Linked DNA regions of Mus musculus: all the other regions are linked to region 1. The links are chromatin loops, found by intact Hi-C in ENCODE. Cell type or tissue: left cerebral cortex. All regions are shown on one strand. Each heading gives the region's core, and the rest is flanking DNA. Links, peaks and the distances in the headings are about the cores only. Region 1 overlaps Dgki (diacylglycerol kinase, iota). Region 2 overlaps Dgki (diacylglycerol kinase, iota). Region 3 overlaps Dgki (diacylglycerol kinase, iota). Region 4 overlaps Gm33318 (predicted gene, 33318). Region 5 overlaps Dgki (diacylglycerol kinase, iota).

Evidence for each region. A loop is a pair of places that touch in the nucleus more often than their neighbours do. Peaks named below come from ENCODE experiments on the same cell type or tissue, not always from the same donor. Only the 100,000 strongest peaks of a DNase experiment are listed, where the experiment ranks them.
Region 2: it touches region 1 in a loop (2.2-fold over the local background); 4 of 42 quality-filtered maps call a loop at or near these places.
Region 3: it touches region 1 in a loop (2.7-fold over the local background); 4 of 42 quality-filtered maps call a loop at or near these places.
Region 4: a loop joins it to region 1, with 5 times the contacts of the local background. A loop is called at or near these places in 29 of 42 quality-filtered maps.
Region 5: a loop joins it to region 1, with 3 times the contacts of the local background. A loop is called at or near these places in 4 of 42 quality-filtered maps.

What each region holds. Positions count from the first base shown.
Region 1 is chr6:37,094,182-37,100,281 of GRCm38, reverse strand. Dgki (diacylglycerol kinase, iota) reads left to right here. Exons shown (of 34, transcript NM_001081206.2): 4 at 2,656-2,730; 5 at 3,978-4,034. Among named protein-coding and RNA genes, the nearest start is that of Gm52857, 190 kb to the right of the region's middle. In left cerebral cortex, for the core only: a CTCF peak has its summit at 2,749 (motif pointing left); DNase peaks (open chromatin) are centred at 2,717 and 3,224.
Region 2 is chr6:37,212,739-37,218,838 of GRCm38, reverse strand. The region is part of intron 1 of Dgki (diacylglycerol kinase, iota); the gene reads left to right. Among named protein-coding and RNA genes, the nearest start is that of Dgki, 84 kb to the left of the region's middle. In left cerebral cortex, for the core only: no CTCF peak of the experiment used is centred there; DNase peaks (open chromatin) are centred at 2,243, 2,912, 3,577 and 5,234; H3K4me3 peaks cover 231 bases; H3K27ac peaks cover 2,015 bases.
Region 3 is chr6:37,197,591-37,203,690 of GRCm38, reverse strand. All of the region lies in intron 1 of Dgki (diacylglycerol kinase, iota), which reads left to right. Among named protein-coding and RNA genes, the nearest start is that of Dgki, 99 kb to the left of the region's middle. In left cerebral cortex, for the core only: no CTCF peak of the experiment used is centred there; DNase peaks (open chromatin) are centred at 1,242, 2,839, 3,306 and 5,630.
Region 4 is chr6:37,442,598-37,448,697 of GRCm38, reverse strand. Gm33318 (predicted gene, 33318) reads right to left here. Exons shown (of 3, transcript NR_166917.1): 1 at 5,665-6,100; 2 at 2,488-2,633; 3 at 1,293-2,282. Among named protein-coding and RNA genes, the nearest start is that of Gm33318, 3.1 kb to the right of the region's middle. In left cerebral cortex, for the core only: no CTCF peak of the experiment used is centred there; no DNase peak of the experiment used is centred there.
Region 5 is chr6:37,293,531-37,299,630 of GRCm38, reverse strand. It overlaps Dgki (diacylglycerol kinase, iota), which reads left to right. Exons shown (of 34, transcript NM_001081206.2): 1 at 1-68. Among named protein-coding and RNA genes, the nearest start is that of Dgki, 3.4 kb to the left of the region's middle. In left cerebral cortex, for the core only: no CTCF peak of the experiment used is centred there; DNase peaks (open chromatin) are centred at 1,307, 1,663, 2,468, 4,311 and 1 more place; H3K4me3 peaks cover 3,237 bases; H3K27ac peaks cover 2,405 bases.

The DNA.
Region 1 (6,100 bases), core at 351-5,350:
TGACAGGCCCAGTTGGAGTAACTCTTAACAGAGGAGACCAGAATGTTCAATGTTCTTTCCCCCAAACAGACCAGAAAGTCAAGTCACCACCAAGAGCCAGAAATAAAACTCAGATTTCATTCTTTTGCCCATGAGATGCTAGCTTTCACTTAAGAAGCATCAACCGAGCCCGGTATTTCTGCATTTTTTTTCAGGCTTGTCTTAAAAGCTGAGGAGGCACAGTTGTAATGTTTCTTGGGTTCAAGGCAGATAATGAGGAAGGAGTTCAAATTCAATGACTCGGAAGCCTGATAATTTCCTGTAATACAGTGCCTTTTTAGAATTCCCGGTGCTCCATAGACTAAATAAGAGGACCCTACGCACAATAGCATAGGGAGATAGGGCTCATTGATGAGGATGCTTTCCAGGCACTGTGGTGCTGGGAATCCATCCTAAATGTTTGCCCATTTTGAGCAGCGTTGCCCGACATGTGTGTGCCCTAATCTGTTAGGGATCAGGTAGGTGGTGGGGCTGGAAGAGTTATCAACTCTGGTTTCCTTAGCTTCATGGTAAGTCCCATTAGTGGCATGACTCAAATGTCACATGCACTTTCTGTAGGTGGTGCTCAAGCAGAGATCTGACCAGGACACTGATAGGAAAGAGGAGAGCAATGGCTATTTGTTTATGAGCATTCTAGTTATGACCATTTGCAATCCAATTGTATTATTGCTGCTGCTGTTTCAGGACTGCTGCTATCGCTGTGATTCTTCGGTTTCACATTCTTCCCCACATGGCTGTGTGTATTCTCCCTCCTCCCCTCCTTCCTCCTCTTCCTCCCTAGCCCTCCTTCTGGTTTTGGATGTAGAGGAAGACACTTGGAGCGATAGCCTTAGGTTCTGATTTTCCTTATCTTTCGTTGTCTGAAAAATTAGTTGCCAAACATACTTACTGTTCTACATCATGTTAGGAAGACCAATGCCAAGAGGGGGATCACACATTAAGAGCTCACAGACACACAGTGTTGTTGCTGAGGTGTTCTGTGCACTCGGCTGGAAGCTGGTGACTTAGTTATCAATGCTATCCACAGAGACTGATGTCTAGACTTGGATGATGGGTCCACAGAGGAAATAAAAAGTGACAGTTTCTTTTCTTCTACCTTCCCCAGCATCCCCAGGGCTGTCTGTCCCTCCAGGGCCCTGTCTCTACAGAAGTGTTAGGTGTGATCCACTGGGCTCCACTGTCCTTCCTCAGGGAAGCCAGCCATCAGTCACAGGTTGCCAGCAGTCTACACTGACACCTTCCAAATGCACAAGCACTCCCAGCCTTTCCCATGTGGGCTCTTTGATAATCTCTGTTATTATGAGTTTTTGTGCTCAAAATAGGTTTGGTGTAATATTTATTATAATATTTAATATTTATTTGGTAATATTTAGTTTATTAATATATATATGTATGCATATATGTATATTTATGTGTATGATGCTAGGTTCAAAACAGCTGTGTCTTAGCATGAAAAATAACAGCTAACCCATTAAATGATTTGTTATGTGGTTCCAATTCATCACCTAAGGGAGGCAAGCACTGGTTTGAAGAAGAGCCTGTTGAAGAAAGTAACTGTTTACAGTCTTTAGAAAGTTTAAGATCCTCACACACTACATGCTGCATTTGCTGCTGTGGTAGTTACTACCATCCAACAGAATTATCCCGGCAGGCAGCTCTTGCTCAGGCCTGTCCTTGTAGAGGCCTCTGCACATCCCTAGGCGATGCTGGCAGGAGTGACATCAGAAGCCCATACGGTCATCTCTCTACGTGCACCATGTTCGAGTGTTTAATCATTGGAGATAACATAGACCCCAGAAAGCTTTTCTCTGTGAATTTAAACGCGTGCCCAAAATCAAGGCTAAATTTGATGGCACTTAGGAGCCAGACACATTGGGTGTGCTGTGCCCTAATGGGGCGATCTTGGACCGGTCACTGGCTGCGTGTGGGTTTTCTTACCTGTGAAGCAGGGATAGATAAGGGCTATCCCTACTTCACAAGGCTGTAAAGGTTAAGTGAATGACCATCTGTGATGTGCCTGTCAGGGCATAGAGCAAGACCTGTATTCTAACCAGTGGCCCACGCTGTCCTTGTTGCTAGTGGTTTGTTATTGTTGCTTCCTGGGTGTGAATCCCGACTTGTAATCTCGCTCCTGAAGATTTGGGTAGAAACCCAAATAGCACCGACGAGATTTGTGCCTAGAACAGAAGCTTAAAGCAACCAGTCATGGAGATGCAGCCTCCGAGAGTATGGGTGGAATGCTTGTTTTGTACATAAGAATATTGACTCTGTCCCTCAAGAGTGAAGTTGGAATGTGTGAAAAAGTTTGAAAACGTAAGGACAGTGCTTGCGTTGTTCAGGCGTAGCACTTAAAACTGGTGTAACAGACTAAAGACCTTGGTTTATGTTATAAGCCCTCTTTGTAACAGGTATTGCTGTTATATTGCGAAGAAGCCTGTCTAGGCCACTGGTGTGCCTGTGGGTAGTTACCTTGACATGTTTAGGGGTTTTCAATTTGCTTAGTAACAGAAGCACTTACAATTTTGCTTAATTTAAGGAGTCTCGCGTTCATTCCAGGGAAGTCTCCAGAACAGCTTGCTAACACTTCTCTCCTGTATTTTGAATTGAATGTTGTAGAAATCCGCTCTCAGGAGGAAGTGTGCCGTCTGCAAAATCGTGGTCCACACAGCCTGCATTGAGCAACTAGAGAAGGTAAGCGAGCGCCACCTGCTGGCGAGTGTGTTGGCTTCGGTCACTTACCAAGATCTGGTGTCAATGTCTAACTTTTTAAAAAACAAAACCAAAAATTGTTGAGTTCAGGATGACTTACCAGAATAACAATGAAAAGACAATATATAAAGGTCAGCCATGGTCTTGTTTTCCTGGGTTTAATTTGATATTATGTTGCATTGAACTTTGGGAAAGCTTGGCAACACTTACAATAAGCCTTTTAAGATTGTAGCTTCCATATGTTTCTCTCGGTGAGTTCACATATTCCTAAAGGAGCTCGAAGGGAGAGTTAGCCAAGCCAGCCGAAAGCAGCTCCCAGATGCTGCTGCAGACCTCACGGGCAGCAGTTTTTGCTGGTGCAGCATGAAATGTGTGGCTAAGCCAGGAGTGGCATCCCAAGGGTGGTGTCTTGTCTCCAGAAGTGGATTCTGAACTGTCTATTCATTTACCATCTGGGGGGAAGGGCAGAGCTCTGCGAGAGAGCTGCTTGCTGCTCTCATTTATAATTCCTCCTCCGTGTCCAGGCGAGACACTGAGTGGGATCTATATTCGTGCGCTGCCCTTGGCAATCACGGTGGGACTATTTTAGCTTTGTACAATGTTTGCTTAGCTTCGCCAGCACCTCCAGCTGCTGTCAACCTATATCTCACAGCCATGCCTAACACTTGGACTAGATTTTTCTCGTCTGCACTCTACTTCACTTTATACAGGAGCAAAAGAGCTCACGAGGACACTTCTCATCCACAGAGCAAGGCAGTGCTGAGTCCTTTTACAGGGAATATCTGTGCGTGTGTTTGAATGGTTATCACAGCAGTTAGGACTTCTCAGGTTTATATTTTCTACTTTAAAAAAAAAAGCAAAAAAAAAAAAAAAAAAAACCCAACTTACCCGGATGACTTCAGCTGCCATGTACTTTACCTGTGACTTTGGTCTCCATTTTTCCAGATTCATGGGCTAAGAACGTTTTTGTTTGTTTGTTTGAAGTTAGACTGCATGGATGAGAATGCAGGACTGCCGACTGGAGGTGTGAAATGGCACTGTACCTCTGTGGATCGTCTAGTGAGATGCTTCGGGAGAGTAGGAGCAGGCTAGAACGGATTCCTTATTCTTCCTGGGCTTGGTTTATAGCCTTCATGTCTACCACTATTGGTTGCTTTCTGGTCTCAGGTAGCTCTCTTCAACCTGTTGCTCGTCACTAACATTAACATACTTTTCTCTTCAAATGGCAGATTAATTTCAGATGTAAACCAACATTTCGGGAAGGAGGCTCCAGATCGCCAAGAGAAGTGAGTTTTGTGAGTTGTTTCAGAGAGCACCTTGAACTCTCCTAGGTTCACCGAATCTCCCAGGGATTCACCTAGGATTGACAAATGAGGTCTGTCTCCCCTCATTATACAGCAGTTTCTTCTTAATGTGTCAATAAGGACAAAGAGTCTCCAAGATTCTTCGGTATACTGTACTTTATTCTGTCAGTGGAGTGGGTTTGGGAGCCAGAGTCTTAACGCATGAAATGGAAAAGTGGGGTTGGGGGAGTTCCCCATTATTCTAGACAGTTTAGAACTAGGGTCTGAGTTGTACTCTCTAGTCCACAAAAGGAGGATGAGGAAAAGGAGGGAGGGAGGGAGGGAGGGGGGGAGGGAGGGAGAGAGGGAGAGGGGGAAGAGGAGGAGGAGGAAGAGAAGGAGGGAGGGAGGGAGGGAGAGAGAGAGAGAGAGAGAGAGAGAGAGAGAGAGAGAGAGAGAGAGAGAGCCAGATAATGGGCTTTCTGAGAGATGTGGGCACTGATTGAATCTTTTAGGACTCTTCTAGGGCAAAGGGTGCGATGTGAGATACAGGGAGACAACCATTTAGACAGAAACAGCAGCAGCACATAAGCCTAGGTGAGAGCTTAGTAAGATGCATTACTTGGGAGGAGAGTTAGAGCTAGACAGTGGAAGTCAGGCTTCCACTTCCTTGGACGCAGGCTGGAAGTCATCAGGGATTTGCAGGTTCGCACTGCGCTATCTAAGTAGAATATATTATGCTGCCTGCAGTGTGGAGGGAACATCATGAGGGTCGATGCTGTTGGGGACATAGAGACAATTAGAGCAGCTCTTGCCATAGAGGTTAAGAAATAATTGTGTCTGAGCTGAGAGAAACATGCTTGCTAAGATGAGTTTACAGGTGTAAAGTTGGCAAGAATTAGTGAAGGATTTTGGGTGTGTGGGGAGTTATCCTTATAAATCAAGCTTCCATTGAGCAAAACTGATTCATTGTTGTAAGAAGGTTATTTGAGGAATGAATCTGATGTGAAGATGCAGAATATTTGATCACATTGTGAACCCTAAGATTGTGGACTGGTTGTGGTATGGCTCAGCTACCACAAACCTTTTATCCAAGAGTTGTCTGTTTATTGTAAACAGGTTGTTGTGGTGTGGTCAGCCCTAGCACACAGCTTTGCTTTGCTCTTCTCTCCCCTCCCCTCCCCTCCTCTCCCCTTTCCTTTCCTTTTCTGTTTTTTTGGGTTTTGTTTTGTTTTTTGTTTTTTTTCGAGGCAGGGTTTCTCTGTGTAGCCCTGACTGTCCTGAAACTCACTCTGTAGACCACACTGGCCTTGAACTCAGAAATCCACCTGCCTCTGCCTCTCAAGTGCTAGGATTAAAGTTGAGTGCCACCACTGCCCTCACACACAGCTTTAATGCAAAAATCTTTTTGTAAATGGATTAAATAAAGGCCAGATAGATAAAGAGGCAGAGCAAGCAACCAGTTGACAGGGAAAGAACATAAGAAAACCCAGGAAAGGGAAAGGAGGGTTTTGAGTTGAAGGGTATTTAAAACAGGATGGAGTGGGGGAGGTTTTTTTCCTGCTGGGACATCAGTGGTATAAAAAAGTCACCTGGGTACTTTCTGACAGCAGGTTTTCACCCCAGCATCTTGCTCTTCTGAGTCTTCATTGGTAAAATTGAACAACTAGGATTTAAAAAACAAAGCAAATCAAAAAACAAAAAACAAGAGATGGTGAGTTTAGTTGCAGAAGTATTAGGTTTGAAGTCTCCCCTTTGCCCCCAGATGGGTTTGCCTGTAGATATGTGTGTGGGAGTGGCCAGCACATACCGAGACTGGGTAGTACTGTGAGACTAGAGAGGGTAGCAATGTCTGAGAACAGAGAGGGTCACAACAGTTTGAACCATAGTGAAGAAAGAAAGACATCATAGAGGCCAGACAAGGTGGCGACCACCCGTAGCATCAGAGACTCAGGAGACTGACGTAGGATTCCTTGAGTCTTAAGACTTAGTCTGGACAGTATGTGAGATGATGTGTCAAAAACCTTAAAAGGGGAAAAAGAGTAATGTTTCATGATAATGAAAACTAG
Region 2 (6,100 bases), core at 544-5,543, 120 kb before region 1:
TGGATAACCTGGAAAACCAATTTGCAATGGTCACCAGTGACTGAGAACTGGAACGGGGGGGGGGGGGGCTACAGATTTCCTTTTCTCTGTGGTTCTGTGCTTTCTGAGTGAGAGGAAAACCCATGGAGTACCCCAGAAAGAACAGTTGTATCATGAAAGGCCCGCCTTTTTAATCTCAAAGATTATTTTCATACTTATCTGATGTTGGCATCCCTTCTCAGGCCACTCCCTTAAAGAATTTTGTTTCTGTTCTGATGTGGGACCCAGAGATGTATTTAGTAGAGCCATAGGTTCATTTGTGAAATCATAGACCAGGGAGAGCTGTAGAGACTTAAAAACTGGGAAGAACTGTTGATAAGGAATGACTTGAAAAGGAGAAATGCTTTTGACGATATAAATCATAAATAATATGGGTCAAGAAAGAGATAATAGCAGAAAGTTTAGACTGTCTTGAGGGAAACTGAAGAAGTCAAGTCAGTTAGACATGGTCATGACCTAGCTATACTACAGTTAATAAGAGGTGAGGAAGAAATGACTCACAGTGCCAGTTTTCAGGTGGCACCTAGAGGTCGTATGGTTCCTGGAGATAGATTTTTGAAGTCGAGTTCAAGATGCTTAGGCAGCTTTGGGTGAGGATTGCTAACAGATTCTAAGATAGGAAGGTCTGGAGTCTAGGAGATTCTGTAGGCTTCCATATACTGTGGTATTTAAATGTATGTAACAGATTATTAAGGGGGCAGAGCATTCAGTAGAGAAGGGTAGAAGGCCTGGAACAGAAGTCTATTGAAAACTCTAAGAGAGCTAATGAGGCATTCATGACAGAAGCCAAGAGGGAAGACAGGGAGGAGAAGGGGACAGTGGGAGACGATATCAAAGGAGAAGGAGACAGGGCAGCTAATACTGTTGACCAGCTTGGTGATGGTAAGACCTTGGGAGAAGGATTATCTTTGAAGAAGATTCAGGGCCCTAGTCTGAGGTAGCTCCCTGGGCAAAGTAGACTCAGCAAATCCCAGCAAGCTGAACAAAGAACTCTGATTATCCATTTCTTGGTCACTAGTGATTTTTGAGCATTTACGGGGTGTGTGTGGGGGGGCATGTCTTTGTTTATGTATATTGCTTCATTTAATAATCTCAATTAACTATAAAGAGTAGATAAGTTACTACCTCAGTGAAATATGAGGAAACTGAGGCAACAAAGGTTAAATCATTTGCCTAAAGTTAGGGCACTTGCAAACACTCAAGCCAAGATTCAAAGGTCAGTGAAATGTCTTTGAAGACTTACCTCTGTGTTTTGGGGCATAATCCCAGCTACTTGCTAAGGAGAACAACCAACCGTGTGGGGTGCACTGAGGTCAGTCAGTAGGAAAGCTCTTCACAACTGTGGCTCTGCCATGATTCTGGAGGGAAATGTTCTGCACTAGGTTGAATGCAAACCAAGGGAAAAATGACAAGAAGGTGGATTTCCAAAGCTGAAGGTGTGGCCAGTGGGCAAGAACTTGAGTCAAAAGGAGACCCCCCGCCCCCGTTTAAAGGTGGAAAGCTATACTTGTATTCTGAGGGGAAAGCGAGTAAGCATAGAGAAGCTGGTTTAAGAAACAAGAGAAGGAGGACATTTGGGTGGAATTAAGCTCTCCAAGGTAGCAAGAACCAGCTGAATCCGGAGCATCCTAAAGAGACTCACCCTGGACAAGAAAAGAGTGGAGGAGTGGAGGGGTGTGCTGTGTGACTTCTGGAGAAGGACTGTATCTTTGAAGAAGCATTCAAGGCTCTAGTGTGATGTGGGTGGTTCCTTGGGCAGAGCGGTCTCAACAGACCCCAGTGCGTTGGTTAAAGAACTCTAACAATCAGTTTCTTGGCCAACCAAGAGAGTTTTTAATGAACTTCACCAGTAGTGTCCCTTATTCTCTTCTATCTCTAGGGCCTCTGTAGAGCCTTAGTTTCCAGCCAGGTGTGGTTTCCCTCCTGAGTGGTACTTTTCCATTAGGAATAAACAGAAGAGAAACTGCTCTGATGGAATCTGGTGGAGAGAGGTGAGAAAAGGGAACAGGGATTTGTGCACCTTCTCTTTGTCACTACTGGAAAAGAAGGAGATGGAGCCAAGGGGGGTAAAGTCACAGAGGTAGGGGCAGCCAGGAGGTGGGTTGGAGGAAAGCCAGCTTGTTTAACAAGCAAAGCAGATAAAGATTAGAGTAACCATGACAACAAGCTGCTGGCGGAAGACTGGGGTTTGGGACTGAGGGAGGGAGGTGGAATGAGTCAGCTGGGTAAAAGCCCAGAGTTTTGGAAAACGACATTTCTTCCCTCAGGCTCTTGGCTGTTATAGACATCACCATAGTCACCCACAGTGACTAGAAAGGAGAGAAAGGCAAGAGGGAGGGCAGGGGAGATCAGTAGGTAAGGTGGGTCTAGCTAACTCAGAGAAAGGAAGGAACCTGGGGCTGGGAACAGGGCTGGCGGCTGCAGGGATGCTGGGAACACTCAGAGTGCGTTGCCTCAGTCTACCTCTGGCGTGTACATTTTTCTGTTCAGTCCTATTTATCATGTGTGCTGTGGTGTGGAGGTGCCGCAAAGAATGTGGTTTTTGTATTTTTAGTTTTCTAGAATGTCTTTTTTTTTTTTTTTTTACTCCTGAGCAACGAGGCCTGAGCCTGTCAAGAATGCTTTTCTGGGGATGTTCCAAGTTTATGTGTACCCGAGAGAGGGTAGAGAGATGGTATGTTCACGTTAATGTGGCCTCTTTACCAAGCCTACATCTGGACTTGGTCAAGAACTTCTTAGAAGTCGTTTGCCCTTGAGACGTTGCTAGCCTCTTCTGTAGCTGCTCGGGGATCTGTCAGTAAGAACACGGATGCTTTGAAAAGAGAGGTGAATGCTGCTGCTACTTTCTGAGTAAGATCAAAGCACCTGAGTGGGAATACTGAGACGCTGGCAGCATCACAGACAAACGGCTCTTTTGGCTTACGTATCTCCTCATCACGCCCAGCATGGTCTGTCCCAAAATAGCACCAGCACGGTTGGAGAGGGACACAGACTTCTCAGTCTAATGTAAAGAGCTCTGAAAAAGTGGCTTTGGAGGTCAGCTGCTTCCCTCCCCTGCTTCCCAACTGCACCCCGACCCTTCCACATCTTCCTACACATGCAGATTCCGGAGCTACAGATTGTCTGGGCAGGGGGTGGGGCTGGAGTCTAGAATGAGTCCTGGGGAGGCTGAAGGCCAAGGCCCCTCAGGACCTTGCAGCCCTACAGGCGCTGAAAGCTTAGGAATCATAGATAACAGCGTACCGGAGACCTTGCAGTTTTAACTGAGGAAAGAGGTGGCAAAGTGGATTCACAAACCTTTCGAAATCGATTGTCTCCAAAGTGTATGTAGCTCAAGCGCGTGAAAAAAGAGGCTCTCTTGTTCAAAGAGGAAAAATTCTAAGAGAGATATAGGTCCAAGCTCTTTGTTGCAAATTGTCATAAATAGCTGGGGAGAGGGAACACAAAGGTAGCTGATCTCCCCTGAGGGTAGAAGAGGGCTGGCTCAGGCATGAGAGAGGTGGCAACTTGGACAGCAGCCTCAACGGACCTTTTCTTTTCCTTCTTTTCTCAAGCCCGCCTCTCTCAGGTGGATAAAGTCATCCTGTGTCTTGGCTCCATCATGAGTGGGAGGTATAACTTTTGTTCAGCAGTGAGACAGAGTTCCTAAAACCCTGGGGGCCAGGCCATGCGCTGAGATTTTGTTGGTGAGAGAGCTCTCCAGAAATAGCGACTTTAATTTTCTTTGTTGTCTGGCACCTACAGGGTTTGACATAAACTACTTGTTGGGAGGTCACTCACCAAGCACCCTAAAAGGAAAGAAGAGAAAGGAGGGTGTGGGTGCAGGATGCAACAAAGCGTTCCCTTTTGTGTGGGGAATAAGATCATTCAAGAGGATGTGAGGAATGGATGAAGGTTCTGAGCCAAGTCACAGGCACACACCTCTATTCCAGCCCTCCGGAGGCAGAGTTAGAGGGATCTATGGGTTCGAGGCCAGCATGGTCTACAGAATGAGTTCTAGGACAGCCAAGGCTACACAGAGAAATCCTGTCTGGGAAAACAAAAACTAAAAATAGCAGCAGCAATAGTAACAACAGCAGCAACAAACGAACCAACCAACCAAACGAAAAGAAAGTTCTATGCTGGCGTGTAAATTGTTCACTTACCTCATAGTCAGCCTTACAAATTAACTGAAAGTCTTTTCATTTGTGAGCTAATTTACCAAGCACAAATTGTCTCTGGGCAAGTGCTGTATCAGAACAAGAGAAATATCACAAGGATGCAGATAACACACCATTTCTCCTCTCTAGGAGTCCGAGGTTAGTGGGTGAGAGACACAGACATAGCTCGCTGTGTTATAAGTTCATGGATAGTCTGATGGGTGGACCCATGAGCAAATTACAAGAAGTGATGGTCAGCTTGTCCTGGGTGAGGGTAAAAGGGTAAGGATGGAGTATCATTTAGGAAGCAGCAGCAGCAACAAAGCTTCATCGTTCTGTACCAAAGTCTAGAGATTCCAAACCAAGGTTCTGACAGGGTTAGGTCTCTGGGGAGATGTCTTCCTAGATAGAAGTCCACCTCTCTTTCCATGCTTCTGAGAGAGAAGAAATGTGAAGGAGCACATGGATATATTTTCTGGTGTCTTTTCTATAAAGGTTCCAATCTTATCAGATCAGAGCTGCACTATTTAAAAAAATCTGTACACTAATCGATTCATCTATTTTTGGTGGTGGGGGTTGGGTACTCCATAATGTATGTGTAAAGGTCAGAGGACAGCTTGTGGAAATTCATTCTCTCCTTCCACCATGTCGCTCCAAGGGATCAGACTCAAGTTGTCAGGCCTGGTGACAGGAATCTTTTCTCGGTGAGCTATCTCAGTGTCCCCAAAGCCTTACATACTCTTTATATTATCCTTAATTACTTCCTTAGAGCCTCCCCCGCCCTTTTCAAAACCAGCCATATTTGGGGTTAATGCTTCAATGAGCATATTTTAAGGGTATGCAGCAGTTCATGTGGAACAGAAGGCTTCACAGAGTAGGTGATGATTGAAATGAGTCCTGACGGGACATGGGTAGGCAGGTCTCCTGTCGGAAGGGAAGGTATAGCATGGCTTCATGCAGTTTAGTGGCGCTGAGATGGAAAAGGGAAGCATAAGAATTGGATAAAGGACTTAGGCTTGACCAGTTGATGTGGGATCATTAACTAAACTCAAAGGAAGGAGCAATGTGTCCAGAGAGGAGAGCCAGGAGGTCCCAAGTGAGGGAGAAGTGTAGAAGGGAGAGAAGGAGGTCTGGTCTTGCTTGCTGATTGCTGCGTGTGGGTGGAGAAGTGTACCGAGCTGGTTTCTGGTTCTGGCCTGACTGGCTAGTTTCTAGAATGAGATACACTCGGAAGAACAGACACGGAGAGGCAGGCCATGAGGACAGTTTTAGATATTTTGAATGTGACTGTTCCTTTCTTAGAGAGAGAGAGAGAGGGAGAGAGAGAGAGAGAGAGAGAGAGAGAGAGAGAGAGAGAGAGAGAGAGAGAGAGAGAGAGAGAAGTCAGAGCAGAGAGGTTCAAGAGCAGAGCAGAGATCCTGGGCTTCTTCACTGTCGCCACAGTGTTTGGAAGCAGCTAGGACACAGAAGTGGATGATTTCTGTGAGGTCACATGGCAGGTGGGGAATAGGAAGATGAGAAGGCCCAGAAGAGCTGGACTGAGGCACATGCTAGAAGTGAGAAGAGGAAGTGGAGATGTGGAGGGGGAGGTGCTCTGTGGCGCTGCAGGGCAGAATGGGAAGGACAGAGGTCCTGGCCCGGGCATGCCATCTGTGAGTCCGGAGGAAGCTTCCCTGGAGCAGGAGGTGCAATCTGAAGCTTGGGAATTCAGATGGGAAATGTTCTTTATGGGCAGCAAGACCTCCAGAGGGAACCCAGGGCAAGGGCAGCTTTAGAAGTCAAGGGCAACCTTCATTCCTCTGTCTCTGAGGTATTGTTAGATATGGTAGACTTTGTCTGGGAAATGAAGAGAAAAATAAAGGCGTGTGTGTGTGTGTGTGTGTGTGTGTGTGTGTGTGTGTGTGTGTGTGTGAATGTTTCTG
Region 3 (6,100 bases), core at 741-5,740, 100 kb before region 1:
CTTGGCCTCGGGCCCCCCACTTTCATTTCCTAAGCACTGATGCTGTTCATCTTTACTCATGAGTCATTCATCATTTAACAAGTTAGGTACCTATTGTATGTCAGGCTTTGTCAGTCACTTGAGATCCAGCAGTGACCTCAAATGAGGAGAGTTCTCCCTTGGGGTTTTTTACAGCTTTGTGTGCCTTATTCAGGGAGCCTGAGACTGGAGGACAGAGCCTGTGGTGGGAAGACCTGAGTTGGATCTACAGCCTACCTAGCAGTTCAGCAACCCTGGGGGTTTCCTGGCCCCATATCTAGTTAGGACCCTCTCCTCTTGTCGCTCTAGGATAGAGGTGTCTTCCCTACCTTGCTGGTACCTGTCTTCTCCCGGCTCTCCTGGTAGAACTTGACCCTGGGGTCTCCTGCTCTAAGCTCTTCTGTTGTCCGTTACAGCCTCCTGCTGGCAGTTGTGAATGACTCCTGCTCTTCTCTGTGCTCTTGGAGCACTGCTCTGGTCTCTGTACCTCTCCAGTCTCTTCAGTCAGCCCCTCCCCCAACCCAAGTCTTCTTGCCAGATACAACTGAATTTGACAGCTCCAGACCCCAGGGATCCTGCCTATTGGCCCATCCACTGAAGAGGACAGCTCCGCTCCTGGCACTGGGACTTGTGGCAGCAGACTTTCCAAGTCTCTGGCTGGGTTAATCACTGCATGCTAATCCCCACATTTAACCACGTTGTGATTGAGCTCCATTCCAGGTTGGGACATAATAATGAAGAAAATCTCATCACAGATCTGACGTTAGCAGTTAGCCATTGGGATGGAATTTGGCTGACCTCAGGGATCCGGACTTCTTATCTTTACTGTCTCCTTAGCTCAAACATTGAGTCTATAAAATTTAATCTTTTTCAGTCTCTTTCTGCCTCGTCTCTCTTCACATCCTCTGCCTGTAATTGCTAGGTGAAGGTTATAAAACCAACTGGTATTTCTTAGGTAGCTCCTACAAAGTTTATGAGAGGTAGGGAAGACCGGAGAGAGTGGGAGAAGACCTTTATAGATCCTGGGTGATGTGAGGGGACTGCTCCCTGGCACCTCTGGCTTGGGGGTCACAAGTAGGTTTTGTGAGTGAAGCCGCCAGTGTCATAGGAACATCTAAGGAGAGAGTTAAAGGATGTCGGGGAGTGCCCAGCTCTCCAGCTCTTTTACAGTTCTGCTCGTCTGTCCTTTTCAGATTTTAGAAGCAGGAATCACTGGTAGTTTGTGCTTTGGAAAGGCAGAATACAGAAACAGCTGTTAGGGTCTATTTTTGTTTCATAAGCTTATTGATAGTAGAACGGCTAAAGCACTGGGATTGTTGCTTGGTTATGTCACTTTTCCCCCCTTTAATGTGGGTGCTGGGGATTGGAACTTGGGTCCTCATTCTTGTGCGACATGTGTTTCACTGATTGAGCCACTTCACCAGCTCCAGGAACAGAGGATTGAAAGTCAGTTTCTGATGACCTTTGTAGCTAGCTTCCTGTGCTATCCTGTAGCTCAGATTCATATTGCTTGTGTTTTACTCTGACCAGAACTGTCTCTAGAAGTTTTTATATGGACCAAAAGCTAAGACAATGCAAATGGCATTATTGATTTCAGAGACTTATATTTTTTTTTCAGCTCATGATGGTTAAGCCTGTATCTTGCCTTGTTATCTTCATGGCTGTAGGATATTCATTTCTGTCCACATAGTTGATGCTCAGGGATAGTGATGGTGGTGGTGGTGAAGAGGAAGAGGAGGAAGATAAGAAGATGAAGAAGAAGAGGAGGAAGGGGAAGAGGAGGAAGAAGAGGAGGAGGAAGGCAAGATGAAGATGAAGAAGAGGAGGAAATGGAGGAGAGTGACCACCATGAGGCCTAGTTTGCATTATTCTGATAATGAGAAGGGAAGACACAATGAGCAATGGTTTGCAGCTCCTCCCAGAGTATTTTATATTCACAGAGCCACAGCATGGACTCAGCTGTAGAGTTCCCTGCCCTGTGTGTTTTGGGCTTAGCCCCATGTTGCCTCATCAGAGGGGACATTTGAAGCCTTTGCATGCTTAGAATCTAGACTCTGCCTGTTCCTGGGCTTTTTTTTTTTTAACCTCTGGGTTACTTCTTCCTAAGATAACTCCCAGTGCACCTCCAGTATGGAGGGATATTTCACAGTGTGACTGGACAAACATGTCTCTGAAAATATCACATGGGACTTGATAATACATGGCTCCATACCTGGGTTCTTCAAGCTCAGCTCACGCTGCCTTGGGGTTAGTAGCCCATCATGTGGTTTAGCTCTTCTTCCGATAGCTGAAGAGGGAAGGCCATGCTGCTTCTCTCCTGAGAGTGCAGGCTCGATTCTGTTCCCCAAGAGCAGATGACTGTGCACCTTCAGCACAATGTCTCAGGACACTTTGGAATGTCAAGGAGTGTCAGTCCTAAATTAGACTGTGACAAAAGCAAAAATTCAAATAACCCCCAACCAAAACACACGGACCAGAACCCTACCTCTGCAAACACAAAGCACTTTGTGCAGCCTTTTCCCGTTATCAGAGCGATAATACGCTGGTCCAAAGTATGCCCTCAGTTACTTCTTTAGATTCAAGTTTTCCAGAAGGGGAAGAAATGTGTGCTGCTTTCCAGCCACATGAATAAAAGCCCATGAAACTCATCCTTTCCATGAGTCAGGCTAGCTCTACCGAAAAGGGGGAAAAATATCATCATTCTGCTCTCTGCAGGGCAGAAACCCACACATGAGTGTTCAACAGCTTCCCACAGTCTGATGTCCTCTCTTACCAGAGGACCCTTACTTAGGTCATAATGAGACACTTTATGGCTCCAAGTCTTTATCTTCCCATGCCTTATATAACAGACTCTGCTGTCTATACAGACTCAGTGTGCACCCGACTGCTGAGATAGGTCGGGTTTATGCACTCCTTTCTTCCTTCCCGGCTTCAGTCCTCCTCCCTGAGAACTTCATTGTCTTTACAACACTGTCGTAGAATCTAGAAGTCTAGATTCTAAGCGTGCAAAGGCTTCAAATGTCCCCTTTGATGAGGCAACATGGGGCTGCATAGGCTGTTTATACTCCTGGGCTTTTGTTCCTGAGTGTGTACTTGTGAGTGTGTACGTGTGCACTCTGCCTTTAGGGTGACTTGGAGATGCACTCGTGTCTTTAGGGGAGAGCAGAGTTTGTCTGGTGCACATGTGACTCCTGGAAGCAGGACTTTGTCTAGACCCTTTCCACTCCTACCCCCAGGCTCTGACTCTGCAGAGTTGCTCAGAGCGTCTCTGATTCTGCTCCAAGTGCAAAGGGTGCCCAAACTAGGAAGGATCAAAAAGTTGTTTCTTCTCCTTTTTCCCCTTGGATGTAACAGCTCACCCACCCCTGCCACAGCTGACGGAATGGGAATGGCAGAAGGTGGGCGCAGGGGGTGGGGGTGGCAAGAGGATGGCAATCATTAGTTTGGGAACAATCTCTGAGCCAAAGAAATGCCTTTGGCATGTGAGAACAGCACACGTTTGTCTCTTTGCCTCCTTGGAAGGAGGTACACTGTAACTCTGACTCAACCTGGGAACTATTTATGGGAGATCATTCTTAAAGACTATTTATTTGATATTGCAATTAGTACTGGCCTGGAGTCACCGTGAGTTGGGTCACTAAGAAATAGCTAACCATGAGGCAAATACAAATTTGAGATAGGAATATTTTTTTTTTTACAAGAATCAGGATTACATGAACACATTGTTTATAGATGAAAGAGCATTATGAAAAACTAGACTTTTGTTGTGAGAGAGTAACCTCTGGTTGGATAGAATGGTAGAATCAAGAACTTTCATCTCTCAATGTGATCTTTGGAATTACCCAATGTTGTGAGCTCATGAGTGTCCACATTTATATGCGTAGGTAGATTACCTTAACCAAGTTACACTTCTGCTCACAAGGGACTGCTGTTCTCTGTGATTCAAATCGATATTTGGAAACAGGTGGTCATGTCTGGCAAGCAGGTTTTGGCATCAGCTCTGCACCTGTGTTTTGTTTAGTCTAATCATTCACGCACAGGTACCCCTGGGAGCAAAGCATTTTGACTTCCAACAGAATTTACTGCAGAAACCACAGCCTCTCACTGATCTGAACTGGAAGGCATCAGTATATAGAAGAGTGAAATATATTCAGACCCAGGAGCTGGGATAAACCTGGGGGACATTGTGGAATTGACTTTCTTCTTGAGATGTGGCTGGTGTTTCCTGTATCTTCTCCTTCCCATCCTCCCCGCCTCCCTTGTTCACCAGTATCTTCTCCAGGTGTTTCAAATGGTCACTGTGAGGTTTGTTTGGAGAAACACCCAACATCCATAAAACTGTGCAGGGATGAACATTGGTATGGTACTGATGTTGATGCAAAAAAAAAAAAAAAATGTGCCTGGCTTTGGCACACTCACATAATTTCCTAGTTAACACTGAGAAGAGGTCTCGGCCAGGCCTTACACATGCGTGGCACCTGCTGTTCTGTCTCTTGTGGTGTTTCTGGTTGAGGGAGAGTCAAGAAAGGAGAGCTAAATGGTTTGCAACAAGTGACAAGTCCTGGCTCAAGGACAGAGTTTTTATTGGCTCAAGTACAGTTGTATCTGTAGGTTCTACATGCACAGATTCAGCTAGCCATGACTCAGAAACTATTCCAGAAATTTAATTTGTCATTTCCTTTGTCATCCTAGACATATAGAGTGTAACTCTTTACATAGCATTTACATGGTATTAGGTATTGTAAGTAATTCATTTGCACATGAGTTAAGTTGTATGTTACACGTAAATACATACTCTTTTTTTAAATAAGGGACTTCAGTATTTATTGGTATTTATGTGAATGTATATATGTGTATGCATGTATATGTGCAAATTCACGTATGCATGGGCATTTGGAGGCCAGAGGACACCCTTGGGCGCTGTCCTCTTTGTTTTTATAGACAAGGCTTCTCCTTTGCCTGGAGCTTGTAGCCATTGAGCCCCAGAATTCTGCCTATTTCTACCTCCCCCATTGCAGATTACCAGCATGTACCACCATGCCCCAACCCTCTTACACTGGTTTTGAGGATTGATCTGTCCACAGATTTTGCTCTTCTAGGGCACCCTAGAATCAATCCCCTGCATGTACCGAGGGGTGACCCCCTTTTGGTAGTTCTTAAAATGATAATGTATTAACCCTTTTCATGGACGAGGAAACTGAGGCAGGGTTTCCCTGTCATTCTCTGTGTTAGAGAATTAGGATTTGGTCCAGAGCCACCTCAAAAGTCTGCCCACCTGTAGCCCTTCTGTAGTACCAGGTAGAGGGATCAGCTTTAACGGCCTCATGACGCACAGAGATAATTTGTGTTTGAGAAAAGTTTACATCTTCGGCCATAGTCTGAGCATGAAGTCACTGACAAGACATAGGTGCTTTCTAGAGCTTTCCCTGATTTGGTATTTGCATGGCTTTTGAACACACATAGAGCAGCTAGGCTCTGTTGGGTCTGGTGGAAGGATGGGGGTGGCCTGAGAAATTTCTAGTTTACATTTCAGGCACGAGGCACCGAGACCGTCTCCCGTTCTGTAGTTTTGAGAAAAAAAATAGAATAACAGTGCTGAACTCCTGGAGACATCTTAACGATTTAATGGGCGACCCGATATACCTGGCGTAGCTGAAATTCTTGCTTGGGGACCAGAGTCTGGAACCACAGGCAGCCAGACTGCCCACCCCTAGAGAGTTTCCTGTGAGTCCGACCTCAATCAGCTTCCAGGAGAAAGAACTGAAGCATGACATCTGGAGTCCGCGCCAGGCAGTGCCGATCGGCTCTCACCTTTTTGACCAGAATCTTGGGAATGCAGTCTAATGTGAGAGACAGAGGAAGCTGCTCTTTCAATCAAAATTAATAAGCCAAGTGTTTTCAATCCCTGAGAATGGGGAGAGCTTTGGCCCAGCTGTGCTGATTTTTAGAGTGTGTGTGTGTGTGTGTGTGTGTGTCTGTGTGTGTGTCTGTGTGTGTCTGTGTGTGTGTGTGTCTGTGTGTGTGTGTCTGTGTGTGTGTGTGTCTGTGTGTGTGTCTGTGTGTGTGTGTGTGTGTGTGTGTG
Region 4 (6,100 bases), core at 670-5,669, 350 kb before region 1:
TGAAAATTATTAAATTACGAGAACACCCCAATTATGGCTTTGTTGGTTTATATGTATCAATAAGCTTACACACACACACACACTCACAGAGATACACGTACACACATACTGGTTTTGTTTTGTTTTGTTTTTAATGCCAACTGATCAGGTGATGAGACTGTTGTCATCAGATACAGGAACAAGCCTGACTTTATCCCAGGAGCAATGGTTCAACACTGTTTCTTTCTGTGTTTGTTGTGACTTTAAAGGCCACAGTTGCTGTGAATAATGAGAATCAACCATACATGTCACATAGATACATCAGAATAATCAATAGGAATTCCATTCATGTTACGTTAAAAATAAAGAAAAACTGGCGAGTCAAGCCCATGGATACCAGAATAGCCATGGCCTCCAGGGTAGTACGGGATGGATAATATCACAAGGACGTTCTTTGAGGGATGGTTCTGCACGTTCACCTGGGTGTTAGTGGTTGTAATAAAGGTGAGACTTGGATTCCAAGAGACCTTTCTGGTTAACTAGCTGCATTGTTCATTTTCAGCCACAGGGTGGCAGCGTTGTAGCGATGACTAAAATCAGGGCCTTCTCTGACGTTTGCTTAGCATGGATTGTGCTTTCCTGCTTCCTTCAAGGAGCCTTTGTCCCTTGTGACACTCTGAACAGTGGCCTCTTCTTTAAATTAATTATTTTTCTTACAACTATATAGTTGAGCATGTCTACCCTCTACCTCCTCACCCCCCTTTCCTCATCTCTCCTTTCTTATGGCAGTTTGAATGAGATGCCTATTACAGTCTCTGGCCTTTCAATACTTGGTCCCCAACTGGAGACTCTGCTTGAGTAGGTCTAGAGGGTGTGGTTTTGCTGGAGAACCGTATCACTGGGGGGTGGCTTGACATTTTGAAGTTCTTTGTCATTCTTGGTTCGATCTCTCTGCTTCCTTGCCTATGGTTCAAGATGTGAGCTCTCAGCTGTTCCCACCACCACATTAGCTATCGCTACCTGTCCCTTGCCACACCTCTCCACCATGACAGAGTCTCTCGTTCTCGCTCTTGCTCTCTAGCTGTAAGCCAAATAACCCCTATCTTCTAAACAGCCTTGGCTATGGTGTTCTGTCACAGCAATAGAAAAGTAACCGCCGGGCGGTGGTGGCGCACGCCTTTAATCCCAGCACTTGGGAGGCAGAGGCAGGCGGATTTCTGAGTTTGAGGCCAGCCTGGTCTACAAAGTGAGTTCCAGGATAGCCAGGGCTACACAGAGAAACCCTGTCCAAAAAAAAGTAAGCAATACAGTCCTCATTTCCTCTTTCATTTAATTTCATTTAATGTACGCATACATGTAAATTTAGCCTAAGCTATTTGTTTCCCATGTTCTCAATCATGCCCACGCCCCAGCCACATCAAAATTATGAGTATTTCTTATTTAGTTTCCCCGTATGGTTTTGCTTTGTTTGGCATTTATATTCTTAGCCCACCTTAAGATTTAGAATATATGTAGGAGTTTGATTAAAAAAAACATTGTTTTTCAAGAAAAAATATTATGTAGCCCAGCCTAGCCTGGAATTTGCTGTGTAGCCCAGGCTAGTTTTAGCCTCCTGAATGTTGGGATTATAGTGGACATCACCATCTCTAAAATTTCATGGTCCTATGTGCCTATAACTCTAGCATTTAGGAAGTGGCAACAGGAGGGCCAGGAGTTTAAGGACATACTGGCTACATAGTGAGTTCAAGGCCAGCCTGGGCTATGTGAAAGCCTGTCTCCAAAATAACAAAATTAAAAGTTGTAAAAACAATTAGCCAGTTTGCTTGGAGTTTTGGAGGTGCCACAGTGCATTAGTGGGCTCTATGTCACAGGTGAATTCCTGTGAGTGGCATTTTATGCTGTGATGCCCAAGGTGCCATCTCAAGGTTAGTGGTTAGGATAACACAGGAGACATGACAATGTGGACGCTTGCAGCTCTCTCCTCTCAGTCTGTCTCTGTTGTCCTGGCCTCTCCATATACGCTTGTCAAGGCTGGCGTGTCCTGGTCTCTCCATATACGCTTGTCAAGGCTGGCGGAAGTCTCTGCACAGATCTCCATTCGATTTTCATAGTCCAATGCTCAGAAACTGGGAGAGAGGGACTTTCTTCTCTGCTGCAGGCAGTGAGGCTGCACCCAAGAGTCCTCTGCTGTTTCCTCTCCACCGCCAATATCCACTGAGGCCTAGGTGTGCATGACTTTGGCCCTTCTTCACAGGGAGTACTTTAGAGGTCAGCAGTAGTTTTCCATATCCCTTCCTGAAGAACTGCAGGGAGAGACTCCAACTCATCACTTTAATGGCACATGTTCTTACCCCTACCTACCTGGTCCCCGCCAACTTTACCACATGAGTTCCAAGTTAAACACTTCCCTTTCCCCCTATTCCTTTAAGCTCATTTTATTACCCCCGAAAACAGTGTTGAGTTCTTTAATAAAACCACCACAGCCTTTAAAATGGGGCTCATGCTCACCTCTACGTGACAGCTGAGTCCTCAGTGATCATGCGCCCCTTCCGTTCTCAGCCCTTTCCTTCTCAGCGCCTTCCATTCGCATGTGGGTTACACTTGTGTCTCAGACTTCTTAGGGAAAGGCTGCAGTTTCTCCCAGACATCATGCTCTGTGTGTACAAAAGTGAAAAAACTAAAAAGTGGAGGAGGAGCTCGTTTCTGATCACATTATCATAATTGTAATAATTCCTCAATGATATAATTCCTCAAGACTGGGAAATAAGTCCCATTGGCAGGTATCAGATGCTGGGTATGGTGGTGTATGCATGGGCAACTTAGCAGGACGCTATCAATGAGACAAAAACAAACAAATAAACAAACAAAAATCCCATGAGTGTTAAAGCAGGAAGAATGAAAAGCGGGCAAGATGAAGCGAGTCAGAATTTACTCCCCTTCCAAAGAACAGTGCTAACACAGAAAGGAGATTCTCAAAAGATGACAGAAAGCTGGGGTGGGTAACAGTACTGGCCACCAAGCCTGAGAAATTGAGTTGAATTCCCAGGATGCACCTTGCCCTCTGACCTCTCCATCCTCCTTGTGGCACATCCAAGCCCTCTCACCCCAGATACATGCATAATAAGTAAATACACCATGCTCTAAAAACAATCACAGGTGTAGAAGAAGGGAGAAGAATCAGTATCTTTCTAACTATCATTAATTTCAGTCTCTTTTGTTGAGTCTTCAGACCAGAGGTCAGCTATAACCCAGGGAATGCTTGAGAAACACCATGCTGGAATGTATCTTCCCCCTGGTGGTTTCCACATTTTCATGCTCAGACTGAACATGATTTTTCTTTTCTCTGTAAATATGAGTCCAGAAACAGGTGACCGATAGACCAAATTTACTTCAATGGGGGAGTTTTATACCCAGATATATGTGCACAAAATGCTCTCTGGGGTTTTCCAGATATTTAACCAGCTCTTTTGGAGAAACTAAAAATCTTGGAGATGAAAAAGGGAAATTCATGGGCTGTAGAGATGGCTCAGCGGTTAAGAGCACTTACTACTCTTCCAAAGGTCCTGAGTCCAATTCCCAGCAGTGACATGGTGGCTCAGAACCATGTGTAATGAGATCCGATGCCCTCTTCTGATGTGTCTAAAGACAGCTACAATGTACTCATATACATAAAATAAATAAATAAATCTTTAACAAGAAAAAGGTAAATTCAAGGAATTAATATTTGCTGGTTAATCAAATACAAAGTGCACCAATGAACAGGGTCAGGTCAATATAGAAGGTGGATTCTGTTTTCATGATGTGAGACTCTGTCAAGTGTTGATTCTAGAAATGACAATGGCAGAGGTGAGGGGAAAGCAAGCATGGAAAGCAAATCTGTAAAGAGGCTGGCACAGAAAACAAATAATATCGGGGAAATCAGGAGAGTATCTGGCTGGCTCATCATGTGTCTGAATTCGGCTTAAGGAAGCATGGTGTCTAGCCACACAGTTGATAATAGAGAAGGGACAAGGGCAGCAGCTTCCACAGGAGGCTAAGAAGCCAGAGAAACAGTAAACTACATTGCCAAGCACTAAGATTGATGAGGGAAGGGGAATGGATGACTTTAGTATCCAAGATGGGAAACAGGAGAATGTACTAGCAAGGACTCTTGTGCTCAGTCATTGGGAAAATCATGCATGAGACAGAGGAGACTGAAGAAATCCATGGACCACACTAGCCTCTTCAGGATCACCTAAAGTTACTCAAACCTCAGGGTGTGGATGATCCTTCTCCTTACTTAACAAGGTAAGATGTGGTGGCTTAAAGCCTTTTAACATAGAACCTGTGGGTCTGGAAATCTGTGTAGCTCACCTGCCATCTGTGACCTGGGTTCCCTCACAAGTTGTAGCCATCTGAAGAGCCACATGGGGGAGAACCTTCTTCCATGGCTATTAACAAACTCAGTTAATCATGGGCTGTAGGCTTGAGGGACCTCAATTCCTTGGCTGGTAATCCACATTTTTGCCCACACTGAAGAGGAGGGGTATGCCCAAAGGTGCTGACACCTGGAGGTCATTGTGGATGCTTGCCTACCACTGGGGCATTACTAGAACCAACCTTTGTCCGATGCAGTTATGTTGGGCAGAGAAATGCTTGTGCCCTTATGCTAAGGAGAATGGACATTTCCAACCTTACTAGCTCATGATAAGTTCCCTGTAAAAAGGAAACAGGGCTTTAAACACTGAAAGACTGGTTTACAAAAGAGATGCGGTGAAGGAGACTAACAGGTCAGAAAAGAAAGACCAAAGGCTTACGGGAAAGTCGAGAAAACTACTGTATAAAAAATGTGTGGCAGTGGTGGTGCACGCCTTTAATCCCAGCACTTGGGAGGCAGAGGCAAGCAGATTACTGAGTTCGAGGCCACCCTGGTCTACAAAGTGAGTTCCAGGACAGCCAGGGCTATACAGAGAAACCCTGTCTCGAAAAACAAAAACAAAAAAATGTGTGGCTGTGCAGTGGTGGTGCTCACCTTTAATCCCAGCACTCGGAAGGCAGAGGCAGGAGGGTCTCTGAGTTTGAGACCAGCCAGGTCTACAGAGTGAGTTCCAGAATATCCAGGGCTATACTGAGAAACCCTGTCTCAAACATAGATGGATGGAAAGATAGGTAGATAGATAGATAGATAGATAGATAGATAGATAGAAAGAATAAAAAGAAAGGTCTGTATTTAAATATTAAAATAGTCTCAAAAGATCCTAGGCTAGACAAGCAGACTCATTTTACATGAAAAATAAAAGTTGCTTAAAGACAGTGTAAAGTTCTGAGACTTCTGTCTTCACACAGCAAAACCACGCTCTGAAGAAGACAAAACTCTCTGTAGACCTGATACCTGACTGTCCCCTTGTAAGAACCACCTGGAACCACAGCCCTGTATGTAAAATGGTTAAACTATAGCCAACTAAGGCTGTTTCCATAAAAGGAAACCTCAAAAGGGAAGAAGAAAAATCACATTGGGGGAAAATGCTATAGAGCAGGCCTTTTCTTCTCTAAGGGGGTCAAAGGCTTAGATCTCTTTCCCAACACTCACTTTGGGGTGCATCTTGCAGCCATTAAAACACTTATTTTCCCCTAAGCCCCACTTCATCCACGACACTCAGGAGAGTATCCGTTACCTCTTTGACCAGTATCTGGAATAGTACCCACCTGGCCATCCTCTCATTTTTTTGCCTGGTACTCCATTGGGAATAAAAGATCTGTGAAGCAGGCACTAGTGGCATAACCGTGCAGTCCCTCCCAGCTCTCCGGAGGTGAGGCAGAGGGATCAGGAGTTCAAGCTCAGCCTTAGCTGCACAGTGCAGTTGAGGACAGCCTGGGCTACAGGTAACCTTGTCTCAAAAACAAAACAACAAAATCCTATGAATTTAAAAAAAAAAATTAGCCCTCTGATTTAGGACTTGGAAACGTGTGGCAAGATTGGCTAATGTCTGTTTAATAAAGGCCATAAAACTACATAAAAAGCTAGCAATGAATGTGTGCTAGAACTGTGATAATTCAGATTTCTGCTCACGTGCGCATTTTCATATATGTGGTGCATTCTTTTAAATCCAGACAGACTCACGCGACCTAAACTAATTTGAAA
Region 5 (6,100 bases), core at 336-5,335, 200 kb before region 1:
AAAGAGAAGGAAGAGGCGCTGGAGGAGAAGCTGAGGGACTTAACTTTCCGGAAGCAGGTCTCTTACAGGTAGGCGCGGGAGCTAGCGAGACAGGTGCCGCCCAGGGCGGGGGACACTTGCTCTAGCTCCAGAGAGGCACTTCTGTAGAGTTGGGGTTCAGTCTCTCTCTCTCTCTCTCTCTCTCTCTCTCTCTCTCTCTCTCTCTCTCTCTCTCTCTTCAACCTTCGTACCTCCGTGGTTTTGCTTCTATGTATGTCTGTCTATCTGTCTCTCTCTCCTGGGGATATGTTGTTCTCATCCTCTAATTCTGGGTTGAAGAGAAGAAGTGGGGTGCCCCAGCTTCTTCTCCCTGTAACACCCAGGGAGGGGTGCACTTGTAACAGAAGAGAACACTAAGGTCAGAACAAGATCAAAACCACATCTGTGAGTGTATGGGGTGCAAACCCAGACATGCCCAGTTAGAAGAGTTGCCAAAGTTGTCCCTAGGCTAGTGTCATCTCCACACTCCCCCATCCTTGCCGAGTTCACTGGGTGAGCCTTGGGCACTAACCGGATCGCTGAGATCTGTTCTGACAGGCAGCAAAGAATAAGCCATACAGAACAGAAATCCTTATGGGACGTTCTTGTCTGTTAAAGACTAGTGAGCTATGGGTCTCTTCTTGTAGGTATGTAAGTATGTCAGTGGGTGTTGGTGTTACATGCCTGTGTGTTCTCTCCCTCTCTCAGTGTGGACAGCCTACTCCCAGGCTTACCTCCCCCCAACCCCCTGCCCCCACCCCACCCCCACCCCCCGTCCCAGTGCTGGTGAGAAGAGATCACACTGGCACCTGAGGCTGGATGTGTCTTTGACACTAGGACAGTGTACGGTGAACGTCCACCCAATTACGCTTTATGAAGCCCCAATTGTGTGAGGATCCAAACCAAAGGGAAGATTTCATAGGTTCCTTACACTGCTCTCCCATTCCCAGGCACGAGAGACGGCGCCGAGACCACCCTCACTGGTGATTTTTAAAAGTTGAGGCCATAAGCAGAGTCTTGCTGGGTCTCAGAGTGATACTTGGAAAGGGGGGGGGGGCGGGTCAAGGAAAGCATCTTTGGAGCCCTCCTCCTTTTGGGTTAGCATTCTCTTCTAGAAAAACCATCTAAAGTATTAAGCCTGTCACACCATGTGCTGTTATGTAAGCAAAAGCAGATGACAGAGGTGTGTGGGTTGCGAGGGTGTGCTCTGTTTATGGGGGCAGGTGTGTGAATCACTGGAATCCCCACAGGCATTGCCTGGACTGGAGGCCCTGTCATCAGGGCATGTGCTCTGTGTCTAAATGCCGGTTTCTGCTGATTCCTAAATGGTCTCCATCCGTAGCCAGGTGGTTGCTGCTGCATCCATCCCTTGCTTGCATTTTGCTCTCTGTGCGCAGAGGGGGTTTCCCACCTGAGTTGTCCTCTTAGTTACTCACACAGATCAGTTCCAAATGGATCTTTTTATATTTTCGGTTTCTAAAAATAGGCAGGTGGGGAGGAGTGGGGTAGGTCTAGGGAGGTAGGCTAGGACACAGGCAGTTCAATTGTACTTAGGATGGTCTGTCTGGCTCTTAGGGGAACAGGAACTATATTCAGCCTAATTTAGGAGCTGTAAGTTGAGGGGGTGTTATCACGTGAAATACATTGTGGGTCTGGGCTTCTGGGCTAAGAGAAGCTCCTGGGTCATTGGTATTCATGAGACTCCTCATTGGATAGGGCTGTGAAGCCAGAATTTGCAAGGGAAATCACTTCAGCTTGCCTCTTGGCAGGGGTCATTCTCTGAGGCTCTCTCTTAGAAAAGCATAGAGTCGGGGCGTGCAGCTTCCTGGGTGAAATGCTCCCACAGGCATGTGGAAGTGTGTTTGTCACAGAAGACACGGAAACAGGAGCATTTTTGCCAGAGAGGAACAGTACACGACACTGACCTATCTTGAAAGCCACTGTGGTGGCTTTTATTTCTTGGATGCTATTTCTTCTTGAATAAAGCCTCACAGTTTTCAAGGCAAGTGACACTTGGCACACACAGCACCTCAGGTGGCTGGTCAGATGGCTTGCAATCCCCAGGTGAATAGCCTCCACTCTCTGTGGGTGATGCTGGCTGTTACACTCCTCAGGTGATGCTTACACACCAGTACCTGAGAGTTGCTGTCTCCAAGCTTCAGTCATTGACCCTTGAACTCATAAACTGCTCAGCCAAAGCAAGCCAGGCAGTCATAGCAAATGGTCTTCCTGTTGGCCTTGGTAACCCTTTGTGCTGGACTCAGAGGTGGCAGTGGACCCGATGGTCTTGATGAAAGGATTCTGGGCATGACTTAGCATGGGGGACTAGTGGGAGGTAGTGGAGTGGATTCAGGAAGCCCTTGGGGGAATAGATTCTATGCAGAAGTGTGTAGCAAGAGTAGGAGGTACAGCTTCTATGTAGGGGATCATTTGAGGTGGTGGAGTGGAGATCTGCAGGCAGGTGGAAATGCCTCGAAGAACACGAATATTTGTAGAATGAAAGTTGGTGTGAAGAAGGGGGCTTTGGAGGACTGTGTGTGTGTGAGTGTATGTGCGTGTGTGTGTAGGGGGGTCTCATCTGCTTCTCTTGTTGCTAAGGAACATATAAGCTAGAGTTTAAAAATAAATGAAGAGTGGGTGGGCATATGCAGTGACTCCTGTCTTTTTAGGAACCAGAGCCCTTTACAAAAAAACCTTTAAATAACCATTTCTGGAGGCAGATTATTCATTTTGCTGACTTTTTACTTCGTGAAGTCAAATAAACTCCTTTACATACCCCTAGATTTTCCCCCCATTATCTTTTCTTTCATTGGCTGTTCTTTTGGGGGGATGATTTTTCCCGTGAGAATTTTTCTTTTCTTTCAGAATCTGCACCCCAAGAGCAAATAGTTCCTGTAGATGGTAAAGCTAAAGGTTTTAGCAGGCAATGCTACGAATCTGGCACTTTTCTGTTAAAATTACTACTTCCTTTTTCTTTGCAAATAATGGTATTGCAACAGATACATATTGTAAAGGACTATATAATATGTATGTAAGGACTCCTTATTTTAGCTGCTGTAAGAATTCTCATTTAAGCGAATAAAAAGTAAAGGAAAGAAAACCCAGAAAGACAGAGAAGGAGAGAGAAAAGGCAGCTGGTATCGACTGTGTTCTATTTGTCAGGCAACACTGTGGGAAGTATTTTAGCATATTGTTTCTTTTGTGTGTGTGTGTGTGTGCATGCTTGTGTGTAAGAATGAGTGTGGGAATGTGTGTGGGTGCATATGTATATGTGCAGGTACATGTGGAAAATTGAAGTTGACATTTTCTTTTTAAATTTGCTCTTAATTTATTTATTGAGACAGGGTCTTTGAACTGGGAACTGGCTGATTCCGGCTAGTCTAGCTAGCCAGCTTGCCCTGGGAATAACCTCGTCTCTGATTCCTAACTTCTGGGATTACACATGGCCACCAAACCAGTGCATCTTCTAAGTAGTGCTTAGATGTCAGATCACGCTGGCCAGGTGGACAGGAGCTTTATCTACTGAGCCTTATCCTCAGGCTTGTATGTTCTGTCTTATTTGAGCTTTATGGTGGTTCCATGATGTGATTATTACTGTGTTTGTTTTAGAGAAAGTGAACCTGAAGCTTGGGGCTTGGGCTAGAGGCAAATCTGACTCTAAAGGTTTTTCTTTAGACTGCATCTTTCTGGTTGTTTCCTCAAGCCTCTGTGCTAGGGTTGAACTCTTTGTATGTGTGAATATGGGTACCAGTGTGTGTGTGTGTGTGTGTGTGTGTGTGTGTGTGTGTGAGTGAGAGAGAGAGAGAGAGAGAGAGAGAGAGAGAGAGAGAGAGAACTGATTTTTCACCACAAGATTCTTCAGGTTTCGAGTTTTTCTTTTTCTTTTTCTCTTTCTTTCCCTTTTTTTCTTTTTCTTTTTCTTTTTTTTTCTTTTTCTTTTTTCTTTTAAAATTTAGACAGGGTCTTTGCATGACTCTGGCTGTCCTGGAATTCCCTATGTATACTCTGTAGAACAGACTGATCCCGAACGCACATAGATCCACTTGCTTCTGCCTCCTGAGTGCCGGGGTTAAAGGTGTGCGCCACCAAGCCCAGTCCTCCCTGTTCTTTCTTAAGTGCTTCATCCTTTGGGCTGAGGCTCCTTGCCTTGGCCTCGATGGCTAGTGCCTTCAGAAACCCTCTACTATTTCATAACTGGAAATGAATATAAATTCATGATCTTCAGCAAATTGTTTGGTTTTGCTTCTGGGAACAAAACCACCTCCAAGACACCTGTTATCTCTACGAAGACACCCATGTTAGAAGTTTATGCACTTTTAAAATAATTTCTGCAGGTGCTGTGTAGGTGCATGGAGGTTTGGTGCAAAGCTGCTGCCTTTCCTCTTTGGGCAACACACAGCAAGAGAGAAAGTATAAGCTTGCTTGTAAGGAGGCCTTGGCAGGAGCCATTATCTATGAATTTCTATTCGTGGACTTAACTTGCTTCATTTGAGGCAAGTCATAGTGGTCACACTTGACCTTTCTCACGGAAAGTTTCTAGTACAGTATAGAAGCAAAGGCCGGTACAATGGATCTTCTTATAGTAGACAACTGCTAGAAAGGGGGTCTCTTATTCCTTAACTTTGATGACAACAACAAAGTGCAGTTGTCCCTTAGTGGCTGTGGGGGACTGGCTTCAGGATTACTGTGCAGATAAGCCCCTTAGATAAAACCGCATCACATTCGCATATAACCTGTTTGCACCTTTTGAGTCATCTCCATTTCTTAATACATGTTTTAATAAAACATAAAACATAAACAAAGTTTAATGCACTTCAAAGAGTTGTCAGACACCATTAATGATAACATGGCATGCTCGGTCCAGAAATAGTTTTATTTTTTTCCCTAATGTTTTCAATCCATGGTTAGTCGAGTCTATAGTGGCAGGACCCGACGACACAGACGTCTCACTGTGTTCCCGAGTCGTGTTCTGTTCACACAAACAAGACTGTATTAGTAAGGGACAGCTGGGAGTTGGAAGCTAAACAGAGTAGCATGGTCATGTCTCTTCCTTGCTCTGGAGTTAGTAGTATACAGGAAACATTGTCTTCGGAATATCCGCATGTAACGTTCTTCTTTACAAAGCCAGTTTTAAACATCTGTGCTCTGTTTTATACATTTGTTAGCTACAGAGTTCAGGGTGAGACAGAAACACTTCCGGTAACTTCATGTCTTCCTCTAGTCATTATTTAGGCACGGCAGTGTTACCTTCCTCTGTGGGGACACATACCAAGTGAGATTTCAAATGAACTGCTGTCCAGAGTGTGTCTGCCGAGACTCATCTCTGAGAAGAAGGATTTGATTTGTTTATGTTTTTTCTTTTATATGGGAGAGTTCTCACTCTGAGCCCTATGGAGTTGGGTGCTGGAGAAGTGGAATAGAGCTTTGCTGGTGTTCAATTCTGTTGTGGCAACAGTGATATTGCCTCATGGGGCCAAATTAAATTAGAGGAGAGCCAGCTCTTTCTAACACTTGACTTTCTAATCTGAGAAAATGAGGACTCCCAGGGAGTGCCAACCTGGTCGCTGCACCTCTCTGTTCTGCTGGGCTGGGATCTGGGGTACTTGTTTGCTCTGCCACCCCAAGGCGTACTTGGAGTCGAAACCCCTTTGAGACCAGAGGCATCTGGAGAAGCCACAGTCACCTTTGGGCTTAGCATGTGTTCTTGGGTTTGCATTGGTTGCACAGATCTTGTGAAGGCTGATGGATTTTTTTTTCTGAGGTCCTATCTTGGGATAGCTGCTGCATTGAGGGGCGTGTGAGCGATTCTTCTGATAGATGCCAGAGGAAGGAAGGAATTTGCACAAAACAACAATAAACAAATACCAGAGGGAGATGAAATTTGCACAGAATAATGATGGAACAGACTAATTTCTAATTGAGCTGGATGGAACATATTGCCAGGCACAGCAAACCAGGGCAATGTGCAAGATTAAAGAAACACAATAACAAGCTGAGTCTGTTTGAGAGCAATGCTCTCATTGAGTCTCTGTACTTGTTTGCCAGCCAGCAGGCTCCCCCATAAGGTGAGAGCTCTGAAGGC